2 separate regions of the Homo sapiens genome follow, and region 2 is linked to region 1. A link is an interaction called in ENCODE POLR2A ChIA-PET data of the cell type or tissue named here. Cell type or tissue: GM12878. All regions are shown on one strand. Each heading gives the region's core, and the rest is flanking DNA. Links, peaks and the distances in the headings are about the cores only.

Region 1 (8,059 bases), core at 1,745-6,744:
TAAAAAAGGAAAAAGCACTGAACAATAAAGAGCTCTTGGAAATTAAAATGTGAAAGTTGAAATTTTTAAAATGTCAGCAACTTTTAAAATAGAAAGGCTTTCTATTTTTAAAACAAAAAGGCTAAAAAGATAAAGTTGAAGAAATCTCACAAAAGGAAAACAGTACACAAAAATAGACAACAGGAGAAAAATAAGAAAAGCAGAGGAAGAAATCCAGAAGAATTTTAGGGGGAAAAAAACGACCAAATAAAAACTGTACTTTCCCAGTTAAGTCTTCAAAACATGTAAGAATCTAGTACACATAATAAACTAATATACACACCATGGAATATCATTTTGAAACTTCAAAACATCAGAAATAAAGAAAAGATTCTAAAAGTTTCCAAAGAGGAAACAAGCAGTAAAAGGAACACACACAAAGAAAGAAAGAGGAATAAGAATGACATCAGAATTCTCAATAGCAGCATCTGAAGCTAGAAGAATGGAGGGATGGTGCTTTCAAAGTTCAAAAGGGAAAGATTTTTCATCCTAGAATTTTTACACTCAGCCAAACTATCAATCATGATGGCAAAATAAAGACATTTTCAGATTCACAGACTCTCAAAAAATCTATTTTTCATACACCATTTCCATGAAGCTACTGAAGCAGCAGTCCCCAAACTTTCTGGCACCAGGGACTGGTTTTTCCACCATCTGGGGGTGGGGGATGGTTTTGGGATAATTTAAGCATATTATATGTATTGTGCACTTTATTTCTATTATTATTAAATTGTAATATATAATGAAATAAAATTACACAACTTACCATAACGTAGAATCAATGGTAGCCTGAGCTCGTTTTCCTGCAACTAGACATTTTCATCTGGAGGTGATGGGAGACAGTGACAGATCATCAGGCATTAGATTCTCATAAGGAGCGCACAACCCAGATCCCCTATATGCACAGTTCACAGTAGGGTTTGCGCTCCTTTGAGCATCTAATACCACTGCTGATCTTACAGGAGGTGGAGTTCAGGCCGTAATTTGAGCAATGGGGAGTGGCTGTAAAAACAGGTGAAGCTTTGCTCTCTGGCCTGCCACTCACTTCTTGCTGTGAAAGCCCCGTTCCTAACCGGCCATAGATTGGTACTGGTCTGTGGACGGGGGACTTGGGGACCCTGTACTAGAGGATGCACTCCAAAAAAATGAGGCAGAACACTACAGAGAGGAATATATCAGACCCAGAAATCAAGGGTTCCAACATAGCAGAGAATTATCAGAATGATGGTGAAGAAGACCCAAGACAGTAGACATGTAGGAGACCCAGAGAGTAGCCCATTCAGAATGCAGCAGGTGAAATGGCTTCTGAAAGAGTATCTAACAGAAACGTAAAACACAAAGCAGGACTAAAAACCACTGAACAGATGTGGCTGCATAAAAAATGATATTGAAGGTTTTTTTTGTTTGTTTGTTTTTTCAGATCCAGACCTATTGCAGGGTGTGGGGAGAATATGTTCTTAAAAATACAAGCAGGCCCAGGAAAACAAAAGGTTGTTAAGAAATGATATGAAGTAAATATTTCCTGACTCAAAATTAAAGTATTTCTTGGCTCAGTAAGTAGGAAGCAAAATTTTCAGTCATAATAATGAAAACCTTAGATACAGATTTACCCAAAAATTGAGCTACAATTTTATTGGAAAGATGGAAGAGAGGAAAGGGGTGATAAAAATGGGTGATAGCCTCATCTTCCAGAATAGGGATCTAAAACATCAAGTCTACATCTATAAATTGATACAGATCAATATGTGCATATTATTTAGAAGTGAAGATTTCAGGCCAGGTGCGGTGGCTCACGCCTGTAATCCCAGCACTTTGGGAGGCCAAGGTGGGTGGATCACTTGAAGTCAGGAGTTCTAGACTAGCCTGGCCAACACGGTGAAACCTTGTCTCTACCAAAAATATAGAACATTTGCCGAGTGTGGTGGTACAGGCCTGTAATCTCAGCCACTCAGGAGGCTGAGGCAGGAGAATTGCTTGAACCTGAGAGGCGGAGGTTGCAGTGAGCCGAGATGGCACCACTGCACTCTAGCCTGGGCAACAGGGCGAGACTCTGTCTCAAAAAAAAAAGAAAAAGAATTGAAGATTTCAATTCCCAAAGAGACAATTAAAAAGAGTTTCCAGTAGCTGTGCCATCCACAGTGCTTGATGGTAGTCAGGGGCCGGGTGGAATGTGAAGTGTGTTTGTTTGTTATAAAATTGATTAAAACAAGTTTTAAAAAGCAATTTTAAAAAGTAAAAGGAAAGGGATACATAGATATAGAGGGTGACTGATACAATGTCTACTGTTGATTCTTTCATTTTTCAGGTATCTACAGAGCATTGACTACGTGCTAGGTATTATGCAAAGGGCTTTGATTTCTGAGAGATAGAGACAACAGTGAATATCAAAATCATTCTGCGGCAGTGAGTCACTGATCTGCACTGTACATATTTCATAATCATGGGCTGCCTCTACACAGAAACATCTGGAAGCAAATAAAAAGTCATATCCAAGTGAATGTAACTATTTAGTGACTCCAGGATAATTGACTTACAGCTGCCTCTCTGCAGACGTATCCCAGGGCTATTTGGAGAGAAACAGGATAAAGTGATAGTTATTTTAAAATATTTTTGAGAAAAAAATTTAGAAGCAATAGCTGAAACTATAGATTATCAGCAAGTTAATGCCTTTTCAGGGGGAGGTTATCTAAAAAACGTTAGCTGTGACATTTGATTAGTAAAGTAAGTAATCTGCCATAAAATGGCCATCATGTGGTCTGAATGTCTGCCTTCAATAAACCTCTGTAATAAACCACTGCTATAAACCCATAAAACTTTCCAGGTGCAATCTGCTGATCCTTCTGCAAATTGGCAATGCACCTTGTCCCAATTCCAACCTTAATCATCGGTAAAGTAGGCTGTACAAAAACACTGTATTCATTGTTTTTGAAGCAACTTTTAAAACCAAAACCAATTTCTTAACTATTTCCTTGCATTGGCCAAGGAAACTAGTAAACATCCACGGTTTAAAATTAAAAATATTTAAAAATAAATTCTATTCAACACACCATAAACCATTTATTAACTATTTAAAAGAAGAAAAGATGAAGAAATATACTAACTGAAAAAGAAACAGGCAAATGTTTTCACATCAACATTCTAATTCAATTTAACTCCAATCTGGGAAATGCTTTAGCCATTAACATTGTATATCTATGGAACAAGTTTAATTCTTAAGCAATTATTAATTCATTTATGAGTGACCCAATAAAGATTGTGTGTATCCTCCTATGCACTCCAAGAAGGCAGCACAGCTCAGAATCGCCTTCAGAAATGCATGCAGGTCAAGTGCAAGTCCTCATTCTACAGCTCATTATTTAAATACCCCCAGTTAGGTCAGTTGATCTATAAAATGAGGATAGAAATAAAATATGTGATAATACCATTGTCACAGTTACAAGTATTTTGTATGGTGCCTGGCACAGAAAAGACAGTCAATACATGGAAGCCACTGGGGGTACAAGTATGATTCCCTTTATGTTTAGTATGTGCCTGCTGTGACCTGTGATTAAATTTGCTTTATGGTACAATTTCAGTTTTGTTCTATTAATAGTAAGTTAGGTCCATTTAGCCCATTGACAGATGTTCTTTGTCTGAATGAATCATCCGTGTTTCTTAGATATTCTATTTTTATTGCTTCCTGTGGCTTTGTTTTATTTTTATCTATTGATCGGTTTTGTGTTTTTTGTGTTTTTTGCTTTAAGTGCATACCTCTGAAAATGCTAATGAGCTGTACCTTTGTTTTAGTGGTTGATTTAGTAACTAAGTCTTACGTAACATACTTAATTCTGTATTTTCTTAGAAAGTACCCATTAACTCCCTACTATAGGCAGTGATGAAATCATTATTTCTACTTCCTGCTGCCTCTCCTCCTTCCCCTTTATCCCCTTTATCACCTAATTTCATTTATTATATTCTTAACGTTCACTCTTTTTTTTTTTTTTTTTTTTGAGATGGAGTTTCGCTCTTGTTGCCCAGGCTGGAGTGCAATGGCACAATCTCAGCTCACTGCAACCTCTGCCTCCTGGATTCATTAGCTGGGATTACAGGCACCTGCCACCACATCTGGCTAATTTTTGTATTTTTAGTACAGACAAGGTTTACCATGTTGGTCAGGCTGGTCTCGATCTCCTGACCTCAGGTGATCCGCCTGCTTCAACCTCCCAAAGTGCTGGGATTACAGGTGTGAGCCACCGTGCCCGGCCTTACATTCACTTTTAAAAGGCTAAATCAAATATACCTCTCTTCTTTAGTTGAGCAGCTTCTTTGTAAAGTTTTCATTAATTTTATAATAGATACAGAAAAGTGTGCAAATCCTAAGTGTGCAGCTCAACCAATTTTGACAAACTGCATGTACCCACATAACCACATCCAGACCAAGATGTAGACCATGAGCACCATGTCAGAAGCTCCCTGTGCCCCTTCCCAGACATTAACTTCCCGCAGACATAACCACCACTCTGACTTCTATCTCCTCAGGTTGGTTTTCTTATTTTCAAACTTTATATAAATGAAACCTACTGTAACTACTCTTTTTGTCTGGCTTCTTCTGCTCAATATTTATTATATCTGGGAGATTCACCCAGACAATTGCATGCAGTAGTAATTTAGTCCTTTTAACTGTCATATAGTATTTCACTGTAGTACATAAAAAATGACATGATATATCTGGACTATTTCCATTTGGGGGTTATAAATAATGCTGCTATGAACATACCTATGTATGTCTTCTTGTGCACATGTGAGCACATTTCCATTTAGGAATGAGAGTGAATCTGTTAGGTCAATGTGCATGAGAATGTTCAACTTTAATAAATACAATAGTCCCCCGTTATCTGTGGTTTCTCTTTCCATGGTTTCAGTTATCTGAAGTCAACCACAGTCTGAAAATATTAAATGGGAAATTCCAGAAATAACCAATTTATAAACTGCATGCCATTCTGGGTAGGGTGACAAAAATCTCACACCGTTTCTCACCATCCAACGTTGATGTGAATCCTCCCTTTGTCTGGCGATCCACACTGTCTACTTTAGCCGCCCAGTAGTCACTTAGCAGCCATCTTGGTTATCAAAGAGCTGGTATTGCGGTGCTTGTGTTGAAGTAATCTTTTACTTAATAATGGCCCCACAATGCAAGGGTATTGATATTGGTAATTCAGATATGCCCAGGAGACAAGTAAAATGCTTCCTTTAAGTGAAAAGATGAAAGGTCTCAACTTAATTTTAAAAAGAAAGAAAATCGTATGCTGACGCTGCTAAGATCTACGGTAAGAATGAATTTTCTACCTGTGAAATTGTGGTGAAAGAAAAAGAAATCCACGCTTAGCATCTAAGAGCATTTGGTACTATCCACACTTTCATGCATTCATCGGGGTCTTCGAATATATCCCCCAGATAAAGACAGACTATTATACTGCCAAACAGGTTTCCAAGTGGCTGTGCTACTTTACATTCCCAGCATTTTATGAACGCTTCCATTGCCCTACATCTTTGTCCACACTTGATATTATCCTTTTTTCAAAGCCATTCTGGTGTCTGTGCATCCTGTCTCATTGCGGCTTTCATTTGTATTTACTTGACGACTAATGGTGGAAAGCTCTTTTTCTCATGGCCATTGGCCATGACATTGCTCCATAACCACAGTGTAGCTCCAGTCACACTGGCTTTGCCTAAGTCCTTCCAATAGACCATGTTCCCCACCACCACAGGGCCTTTGCACATACTCTTCTCTTTGACCTGGAATGCTCTTCTCTCCCTCTGCCTACCCTTTGTCCAATAAACTCTCAACTTATAATCCTTCTTCATTTATTAGCCCAAGTACTCACTCCATCCTCAGGAAAGTCCTCCAAGCTCCAGCCTGAGGCAGATATATTGGGCATACAGAACCACAGTATTGAATTGTGTTCCCCCTCTCCAAAATAGGCTCATGCCCTAACTCTTGGAATCTCAGAATGTGACCTTATTTAGAAATAGGGCTGGTGACCAGGCACGGTGGCTCATGCCTGTAATCCCAGCACTTTGGGAGGCCAAGGCGGGCGGATCACAAGATCAGGAGATCCAGACCATTCTGGCTAACACAGTGAAACCCCAGCTCTACTAAAAATACAAAAAATTAGCCGGGCATGGTGGCACGCACCTGTAATCCCAGCTCCTCGGGAGGCTGAGGCAGGGGAATCGCTTGAACCCGGGAGATGGAGGTTGCAGTGAGCCAAGATCACGCCACTACACTCCAGCCTGGGTGACAGAACGAGACATCATCTCAAAAAAAAAAAAAAAAAGGGGGCTGGGACAGATGCACTTAGTTAAGATGCAGTCAGCTTAGAGCAGGATGGGCATATCCAGCATGACTGTGTCTTTAAACAAGGGGATATCTGAACACAGAGACACACAGGCAGAGGACAGATGATGTAGAGGCTCACTGGAAGAAGCCTGAGGTACCAGGGAGGCAGAGACTGGGGTGATGCATCTACCAGCCCAGGGATGCCACAGAATGCCTGAGGCCACCAGACGCTGGAAAGGGCAAGGAGGGACCCTTTCTTAGAGACTTCGGAAGGAGCGATGCCCTGCTAACACCTTGATTTCAGATTTCAAGCCTCCAGAATTGTGAGAGAATCAGTGTTTGTTGTCTTCAGTTTCCCTATCTGGGCTCCCAACTTTGTCATGGCAGTCCCAGGGAATGAATGCACCTGCTCCTCTCCTTCCCAGGACTCATTGTAATTATGCATTCCCAGGTGGGATTTTTTTCAGTAATTTCATCTCCCCATTAGATTACTAGATTATCAGAGTTGCAGGTTAAAAAGCATGCCCGACTCCCTTCTATTCTCTTGCATCCTTCATCCAAACCTCATCTGCCCTGCATCAGAAAATCCTACTTTCAAAATAACCTAAATCCAACCACTTCCAACCCCCCTCCATCACGCCTATCTTGGCTCAAGCCAGTACCATCTCCTGTCTAGGGCCTGAAGTCACCGCCCTTGACAGGCCTCTGCTTCAATGCTTGCTCCCCAAAAGTCAACACAGTGACTAGGTTGATCCGTTTCACATGTAAGCCACAGCATGTCATTCCTGTGTCCAGAACTTTCCAGGGCTCCCCTAATTGGCTCACGGCTAAAAGCTGAAGTCCTTCCAGGGGGCCTGCAGGCCTCCTATTACCTCTGGCTCATGTCTTCTCCCCTGATGCTCACTCCAACCTCCTGCTGCCCCTTGGCTATACCGAGCATGCTATACCTGACCTTTGCTCAAGCCATCCCCTCTGCCCAGAATGCTCTTCTCATACCCCCTTGGCTCCCCATTGATCCCCTTCTTGAAAAGCAGCTGCCACCTTCCCAGAGTCTGCCCCCATGACTACCACTGCCAGCTGTCCGCTGGTTTTGTTTCCCTTCTCTCCATAGTACGTGCCACCTTCTAACATACTATAATAGTAAACACTATGATTTGTTACATTTCCTGCTGATGTAGTTTGGATCTGTGTCCCTGCCCAAATCTCACGTCAAATTGTAATTCCCAGTGTTGGAGATGGGGCCTGGTGGGAGGTGATTAGATCATGGGGGTGGATCTCCCCCTTAGAACTGTGTTTGATAATGAGTGAGTTCTCATGAGATCTAGTTGTTTAAATGTGTGTGGCACCTCCCCAGTCTTTTGCTCCTGCTAGGGGCATGTAAGCAGTGCCTGCCTCCCCTTCACTTTCCGCCATGACTGTAAGTTTCCTGAGGCCTCCCAGAAGCAGAAGCCACAATGTTTCCTGTACAGCCTACAGAACCGTGAGCCAATGAAACCTCTTTTCTTAATGAATTATCCAGTCTCAGCCGTTTCTTTATAGCAGTGAGAGAATGGACTAATACATCTGCCTTGATTTGCCTCCCGCACTAGAACACAAGCTTCAAGGTGGCAAGAATCCTTGTTTTGGTCATTTAGGCATCCTCAGCACCTAGAACACGACCCAGCACATCATAGGCCCCCAGTAAATATTTGCTAAGTGCTC
Region 2 (8,059 bases), core at 2,027-7,026, 190 kb after region 1:
TCCTCTTTCCAAGGGGAGCAAAAATGAAACCTTCCCTAGCACCTGGGCCCCCAGTTTCACAGTATTTAACTTTGCTCACAGTGCACAGCTCTGTGGCATTTTAAGGGCCCACTGAGAATGCAGTCTGTCAGAAAAACACGCCAAAACATAAACAGCAGTTATCTAGGTGGGAAATTATAGGTGGTTTTGAAAATGGTTTTCCTGTATAGTATTCCAATATATGTTCTATACAGTAGATGGTTCTAGTAATAATAGATGGAGTTCTCTCTGAACTGGGGGCCCAAGATGATGAAAGGCCTTGACATTTCTGCCCAGGATCTAACAAAGAGAAAGAGCTGGGGCAGAGCTGAGCCACATTTCAGAGCCGGGAGGAGCCGAGAACTGGTCTAGCAGACCAGGAGCCTGGAGCTGGTACTAGATGATTTCCTTCCAAAGCGTCAGGAGAAAGGAGGAGGGTGGGAACACTAACCCTTATGAGGAATTTGAGTGTGATTTCCTTCCTTGAAGCTGTAACTGTTCATCACAGAGCATACTCTAAGACTAAAAGAGAGAGGGGCTTTGCCACAGGGCTCACACGCCCTGTCTCCTGCGAGGCGACTGCTCTGCACGCAGCTGGCGCCTACTCAGTGCAGCCTGGGTGAACGGGAACTGGGTCCCAGCCAGTTTCACATTTCATCATGGTCCTCACGAGTGAAGGATGTAAATGGCAAACACACGTCCCAGCACAGAGGTGATGCCAAGACACAGGCAGGCATTCCAACAGCACAGACTCTCTCAGAGGATGAAGCCAAATTTCCTGAGGGTTTGAGGAGAGACAGTGTGTGTGCGTGTATGTGTGTGTGTATATGTGTGTGTTTAGGAAAAAGGAAATTCATCAATCAGCTCTACACTTGATTTCCTGACAGTTTGCCAAGGACCACAGGACACATCTGAAAGTTACTTATCTGGGGAGAGACTGAGCCAGATGACTGAGTCTCTTTGGTCAGTGACAAGTGTATCATATCCCTGCAGGCCCCTATCATTTCTGTCGGATGCGTAATCACATCCAGGTGAACAGCTCTGTTCTGGCCTTTTGTTCTTTCTTTTTTTAAAGAGATAATACCCTAGGATACAGAAAAAACGAGTCAATCAGAAGTCCCTTGAAAATTCTACTCACAATGAATAAGAATATAAAGGACAAGTGAACTCTCTAGCTAAATTGGCACAAATTCTGTCAGATCTCAAAAATGAACTGGTTTTAGAGCCATGGAGGCGTTTGTCCATCCACCTGACTGTCTTCCTTCCATCCAGCCACCATCCATCCTTCGTCCATCCAGGAAGCATTAACTTAGTGTCTAATCCGTGCTCAGCATTGTGCTTGGCACCAGGGACAGATCAGGGGAGGAAAGCACGGCCCCTCCTCTCTCGGACCTTAAGACATAAGGGGGACGATGGCAATTCAAGAAACAAAGAGTACCACGATGGGTACCTGGGAGTAGAGGCAGGAGACTTTCAACATGTCTAAAGCTCCGGCCTCAAGTTCAGCCATCACGTTCAGGCCACTTGAATCCTGAACCTCTTGTGTGACTCTAGCTGTCAAAAAGACAGCAGAAGAAAGGTCCTCTCTGACCTAGGGGCCCAAGATGATGAAAGATCCTGCTGTTTCTGCCCCGAATCTAACAAAGAGGAAGCGCTGGGGCAGAGCTGAGTCACATTTCAGAGCTGGAAGGAGTCTAGAACTGACCTGGTCCAACAATCCCACTTTGCAGAGGTGCAGACAGAGTCCAGGAACAGGAAAAATGAACGGCCGCAAGGCACAGAGCTGGCCGCTGGCCCAAGCAGGGCTAGATACTTGTCACACCACAAGACTACCATAGAACTCACCAAACTCTGCTTTAAGTAAATATCAGCACAGTGATTTTATTTTTCATTCTTTTTAAAATCTTGGAGCAAGCAAAATTAGGAGACCAAACTGAGGCTTTCCTTTTTCATTCATTATCTTAGTCTCTGTTTCCTGGCCGGAGAATACATATTTTCATCTCTTTCATAAGAACATGTGATTTTCCCAGAGGCATATGGTATAGGAGTCACAATGAAATGTAAGTCAGACTTGAGATTTGGGGAGTTTGGACTCCCAAGTTTGCAAAAAACTAGATAACAGCCAAATCATACTGGAGGTGACTCCCAGTGACTTAATTTCTTTGAGTTTAAAAGAAAAAAAAGAGTTAAGTCAGGACTTAGGCACATAAGTCTGTCCCCTTGGACAGGAGAGTCTTAAGTTAAAAAGTCATCTTTCGAAGGGCTGATTATAATTCCTCTTAGTTGCTAATAGATTTATTTAATTTGGAGATTGCAAATATAACAGATCTAGGAAAATTAAAAAATAGATCACTATCTAAGGTAAACAATTTAAGCAAAACGTGACTCAATTTCTCTTTTAGAAGGCATCAGTGGATAAACGCCTTCTAAGCTGAATCCAATAAAAAGAATTATGTCAGGCAAATAACAAGTCTAGAGATCTAAGGTAGAGCATGTGCACTGTAGTTATTAATCCTATTAATCCTGTATTGCATGCTGGAAATTTTCCAAGACAGTATATTTCAGGTGCTTTTACCACACACACGCCCCCCTCCCCACACACAAAGGTAACTGTGAAAAAAACATGGCTATGTTAATTTGCTTTACTGTAGCAATCATTTCACTGTCTCTATTTCCATCGAAACATCACAGTATGCTGTACACCTTAAATTATACAATAAAAAATAAATTTTAAAGAGTAAATATGTATGTTTACTTATAAAATATTCTTGTGAATATTTAAAACAAATTATTATTAATCAACCTCACTTTGAATGCCCAAAGGCATGAGGTTGACAGGGGCTAGGCTTTTTAAACAGCAATTAGTTATAGGCGATGTGTCAGAGCTGAGTCTATTTCAGGAGAAGCTGCCTCCGTCTTATATGGTCCCAGTGGCCAGGGATTACAAAAGCCCCAAGCAGCAAATCGATGACTAACCAGTTAACTGCACTTATAATTCCCCCATCCAAACTTATCAGATCAGTACATCAGGAAAAGAAGTCAATATCCCTGCTTAATTTCTTAAAAACAAAGAAATGGCAACTTCTCAAGAAAGCCATCAGCTGTCCTTAAGTCTCCAAAGAATTAGAAAGTCAACATTTCCACTTTATAGTAATGTTCAAGTGATGTGAACATTTTATGTAGTGGTAAGAGTGACAGCCAGGTGGAGAAGTGGAGGCTCAAAAGAAGTTTGCTGCCACCATGTAAATGTTCTGGAGGTGAAGCAGAGCTGGGCTAGGCCTGGAGCCAGAGCCAGGACCCCAGGGAGGGTGCTAGCCCTGCCAGAGTGACACAGACGCCTTACCGATAATGATTGTATTCATCTTGCTCTGCTCCTTTGCAGAGCTGGCCTGCAGTCCTTGATGGATCTGGTGTGCGGCCAGGTCAAAGAGGTCCAGATAATCTTCCACGGGATAGCGGTCTCGCAGCCCATCTCTTAGGCGGACGATTCCTATGAGAACCAAGAAGCAGGAGATACTGAGGACAAAGTTGCTACTGCTGGAGCGATGGCCTCCCAGACAGCAACCAAAGAGAGATGGAAAGGCCTAAAGGGCCTGGCGACAGCAGCAAGAGGCTCAGCCCAGGTAAGCTTCAGAAAGGGCTGCTGGGGATGGGGGTGGGGGTCTATGCGGCCTGGCTACCCACTTCAATCCATGCATGCTTCAAGGGCTGGAAGATACCACCACTAAGCTAGACAGTGGCAGATTAAAGGCTGGAACACCTACTCAAGAGCTAGAAACATGTCTGCTTGGAGGGACAAAGTCTGGGGCTGGTTAACTTGTGCACAGGTGGGACTCGTAAGTGGCTGGGCAGCGATGACACCCAGGATGCATGTGTTGTGTCAAACAGGGAGAGAGGACCGAGGGCTGCCCACAGGAGAGAGAAGGGCAGTATCCTATAAACTCCATGATGCCTTCCTCATGGGGCCCAGCCAGCACCTGCCTGATGTTCTCTCTCCTCCCCCTGTTCAATCAAATACCCTGCCCTTTGTCCAAACAGTAAGGGGAACTGATCATACTCTAGACAGACATGGATTCTGGCATCGGCCACATACAGCTTAAATTCACCCCCTGCCTGAAAAATAAATAAATTTCACTTGCAAACATTTAAAAATCCACTTCCCAACACCACAACTCCTGAAGTCAATGGAAATTGGAAAGAGAACATCCGTGGCCAAAGTAACAAGAGGTTCAAGGTGACATTGAAGACTAGATTCCAGAGGCCCGCCTCTGTTCTTCCTCCTTTCCTGCCGGTAGAAAGCTGGTTTTCATTAAGGGGAAATCACTGTGAGCCTCGGGGGAGCACCCTACAGCAAGGGAGTGTGTTCAGACACGTCCAGCAAATGCATAGGGATGTGAAACCCTGGCTCCTACAGTGGCGGCTGCTAAACCACAAAAGAAACATTTACACTTTAGCTCACTGTAGGACGAACATCAAAAGGATGAAAGCAAACGTTTGTCAGGAAACACATTAAGAGTTGGTCTAGGGAAAACTTTGAAGATTCCCTTCTAGTCAACCTGAGTCCATTACTGGAAAACACCCTCGTGGCCTGCCAGGACTCTGGTTGACAATAGGCACGTATCACCCCTCAGCTCCAGTGACCAAACCTCTCCTGGCACAAGGAAAAGGTTACAGAGAGGAAACAGTGATCTGAGGACCGCAGGGTGCATGGGGTTAAGCTGGAGCAGAGAGGGATGGGCAGTGGTCATGGTAAGCCTGCGGCAAAGGGCTGAGAGCAAGGCCTCCAGAATGATCTCCATGTGGTTATCATATGGAACCCATAAGGCAGATGGGGCAGGTCAGAGAAGCTGAGGCCTGAAGCAACTCAGTCTCCCCCAGGTGCAGTGACTGCAGCTGGAACAGCACATAGCTGAGAACAGCACAGAGCAGAGGAACAGCACAGAGCAGGGGAACAGCACAGAGCAGGGGAACAGCACAGAGCAGGGGAACAGCACAGAGCAGGGAGCAGCACAGAGCAGGGAGCAGCACAGAGCAGAGGAACAGCACAGAGCAGGGAGCAGCACAGAGCAGGGAGCAGCACAGAGCCAAGGAACAGCACAGAGCAGGGGAACAACACAGAGCAGGGAGCGGCACAGAGCAGGGAACGGCACAGAGCAGAGGAACGGCACAGAGCAGAGGACCGGCACAGAGCAGGAAACGGCACAGAGCTTGGGAGCGGCACAGAGCTTGGGAGCGGCACAGAGCTGGGAGCGGCACAGAGCAGGGAATAGCACAGAGCTGGGAGCCAAGAGCCCGGATCACGCCCTTCTTGCTGGCCCTTACTGGCCACTGGCACTTACTGCTGACTGCTCGGGTCATGTGCCCGGGCTTTCGGAACAAGAAGAGCTGCCAGTTCTGACTCGTCCCCGTGTCCTGCACACAGCTGGCAATCAATGCTCACTGCATGGCTGGGAACCGAGTTCCAGACCCTGCTGGGTCTTTGCCTGGGAACAGCCTCCTAACAAGGGAATTGTGCCATCTCTTTCTGCCGCCCTCGCCCCCCAACCCCAGCGCTAACGTTGCGGGAGGAATGAACGAATGAAGGAACGAGACCAGACAGGAGCCCTGGGACCCAGCACTCACCAAAGCGCTTCCGGGTCCACCAGTGTGGCTCCTTGATGGCGGAGAACTTGACCTCAGGGTGCAGCCGCAGGCGGTCATAGAGGTCTGTGGTCCCGCACTTGGGCTGCCCTATGATGTAGAAGTGCGGCAGGCAGCGCAGGCGGAAGTGCTTCCCGTGCGCGTGCGCCAGGTGGCCCCAGAAGGCCTTGCGCAGGGCGTCGAAGGTGGAGCGGAAGCGCTTGGAGTAGAGCACGTAGGAGTTGGTGAGGTAGGGGTCGGTGGTGTTCTGCCCCGAGAACTCCTCGTACCAACAGGGGCTCTTACTGTTTGGAAGGAATTTGTTGGGGATGACTGAAAACATCTGCAAGGAAACAGAGGAGGAGAGACACAGAGGAGGGGAAAATGAGCAAAGACACAATCTAACCGCAATGGGAACCTGCCCTGAGACTGACGACCGTGTTCAAATTTGAACTAATATTTGACAATGATTAACAAATAAAGCAAAACTTGGTAGACGGTCAATGACTGTGCTTTCCTCTCCCCCGCCGCCCCACAAAAAAAAAAAAAAAAAAAAAAAAAAAAAAAACTTGGAGAGAATAAAGATAAAAGTTTAATTAAAATCCATTCTACCATAATTTACCTTTCTGACACTTACACAACACACACGCACACACGGTAATTAAGCAGAATCTTTTTACTAGTTGTATATTTAAATTGCCGTTAGAGATTAAAATGTAGAATAGAAGCAGAAAATCAAATTTAACGCAACTTTAAAATCCCAAATGATGGTGATCTGCAAAAGCAACTGTTAACTACCACGACCACATATCAAGCAAGAAGTCCTGGAATGCAATAATGAGAGCCAGCGGCCCTTGAACATGCCTAGCCCAGCGTTCAGGACAGCAGATTCCCTTCCTGGCACTCCATAGCGTAAGCAAACAGCACTCTCTCAGTGCATTCAAATCCATAAGGCTGTCAAATGATCCTTGCTACATCTAAGACATTTTTTAGTCATTTTCCTTCTGTGTTCCCAAAGATGGTGATAGAAAGAAAAGCACTCATTTCTAAAAATCAACCAATCAGTCAAGATTAGCACAAAGCTACTCACATGCAACTCCTGCTTCTTAAGGTCTTCTAAGTCTGGGAGCTGTCTGGTCGTGAACTCAATCCTAGTTGTGATGCTGTTGATAATTAATTTAATGCTTGGATAGTCCTTCATGTATGAAATATTATTTACAGAGGATTGGTGGTGATGCTCCTTTGTGTCACTTGGGTTTTCGCTGTCCATCAAGCTGGGGTTGCTGGGGAAGCCTCCGTAATGGAAAGGTGATGAGATCAGAAGCTCTTGGTGGGCCCCAGAAAGGATGTAAGAAGCCATTACCAAGGTCATTATTATCAGTCCAAAAACGAGGCTACATCGCTTCCCCTTTTTGAAGCGCAAAAACCCACCCCAGTTTTCGTTCCCTTCAGTCCTCACTTCGAGAACAGCAAGCAAGTTCATCTGCTTACTGTCCACACGAAACAGAATTTTGTTTTCTCCTTTGCACGTGGGGCACGCCTGGTGACCGTGATGGGGGCCCCCTTGGCAGTTGACCTGCTGCTTGTGTGCGCCGTCGGGTAACAGCTGTATGCAGCAATTAATGCAGTGCCTCATGGTAGTGCCAGTGCCCTGGGCTGCTGGCTTACCGAGCCATGGGTGGGCCCCCCACGAGTCTGGATGTCCGCAAGTCGTGCTAGAAAACCTTAAGAATGCCTTGTGATCACAGAAGATGGATGGAAAGCACAAATACAAAAATAAGCAGACACCACAGCACTAGAGAAAGAGGGTGCACATTCTTTGGTTCAGCTCCGAAAGAAAACAAAAGGAAGTGATGTCCCAGAGTCATGTTCTACAAGAGCCGCTGCAACCTCAGAGAAGGTCACAAGTTCGGGAGCAGCTCTGCCTGCCCTTCAGGTTTTTCCCATGGCACAAAAAAAGGTGGAAGAATTCTCACTGGGGAATGTGGAAACACACAGAAAATTAAAAGAAATCATGGTCTTCTCATTGATGGATGGATTGCCATGCCATCCACGGAGGCATCTGTGAAGATCTCCCCTTTTACATCCTGAGTACCTTTGGAATATTTCCTCTTTGTGGGGCGCAAACTTTAAAAAATGCCAGATTTCCTACACAGAAAGACAAGAAGCTTTATTACATTGTGTGGTAATAGCAATAACCCAAAGCTCATCCTCCAAGGAGAGACAGATGCTCACTCTCTTTTCCACCTCTAAGTCCAGCCAAGCCAGCCTGGTTCTAAGCAAGTCATAGAAAATCGCGAGCATAAAGGAAGAGGTTTCAGGTTCTTGCAGCTGGCTTTGGGGCTCAATTTCTGCCACCAAACATGGCCCCAATCCCAGCACCACCAGCGCCACATCAAACGTCTCACATTGTGCATAGTCT

What was found. ChIA-PET counts read pairs that join two places held together with the same protein. Peaks named below come from ENCODE experiments on the same cell type or tissue, not always from the same donor. Only the 100,000 strongest peaks of a DNase experiment are listed, where the experiment ranks them.
Region 2: POLR2A ChIA-PET joins it to region 1 with 8 read pairs; 1 of 35 experiments calls an interaction of 5 or more read pairs at or near these places.

Annotation. Positions count from the first base shown.
Region 1 is chr10:123,845,430-123,853,488 of GRCh38, forward strand. The region is part of intron 3 of CPXM2 (carboxypeptidase X, M14 family member 2); the gene reads right to left. Among named protein-coding and RNA genes, the nearest start is that of CPXM2, 42 kb to the right of the region's middle. In GM12878, for the core only: no CTCF peak of the experiment used is centred there; a DNase peak (open chromatin) is centred at 3,752; H3K27ac peaks cover 258 bases.
Region 2 is chr10:124,038,940-124,046,998 of GRCh38, forward strand. It overlaps CHST15 (carbohydrate sulfotransferase 15), which reads right to left. Exons shown (of 8, transcript NM_001270764.2): 2 at 6,728-7,785; 3 at 5,641-5,980; 4 at 3,362-3,508. The coding sequence starts at 7,273. Among named protein-coding and RNA genes, the nearest start is that of CHST15, 51 kb to the right of the region's middle. RefSeq lists an enhancer at 4,296-4,535. In GM12878, for the core only: no CTCF peak of the experiment used is centred there; a DNase peak (open chromatin) is centred at 4,502; H3K27ac peaks cover 723 bases.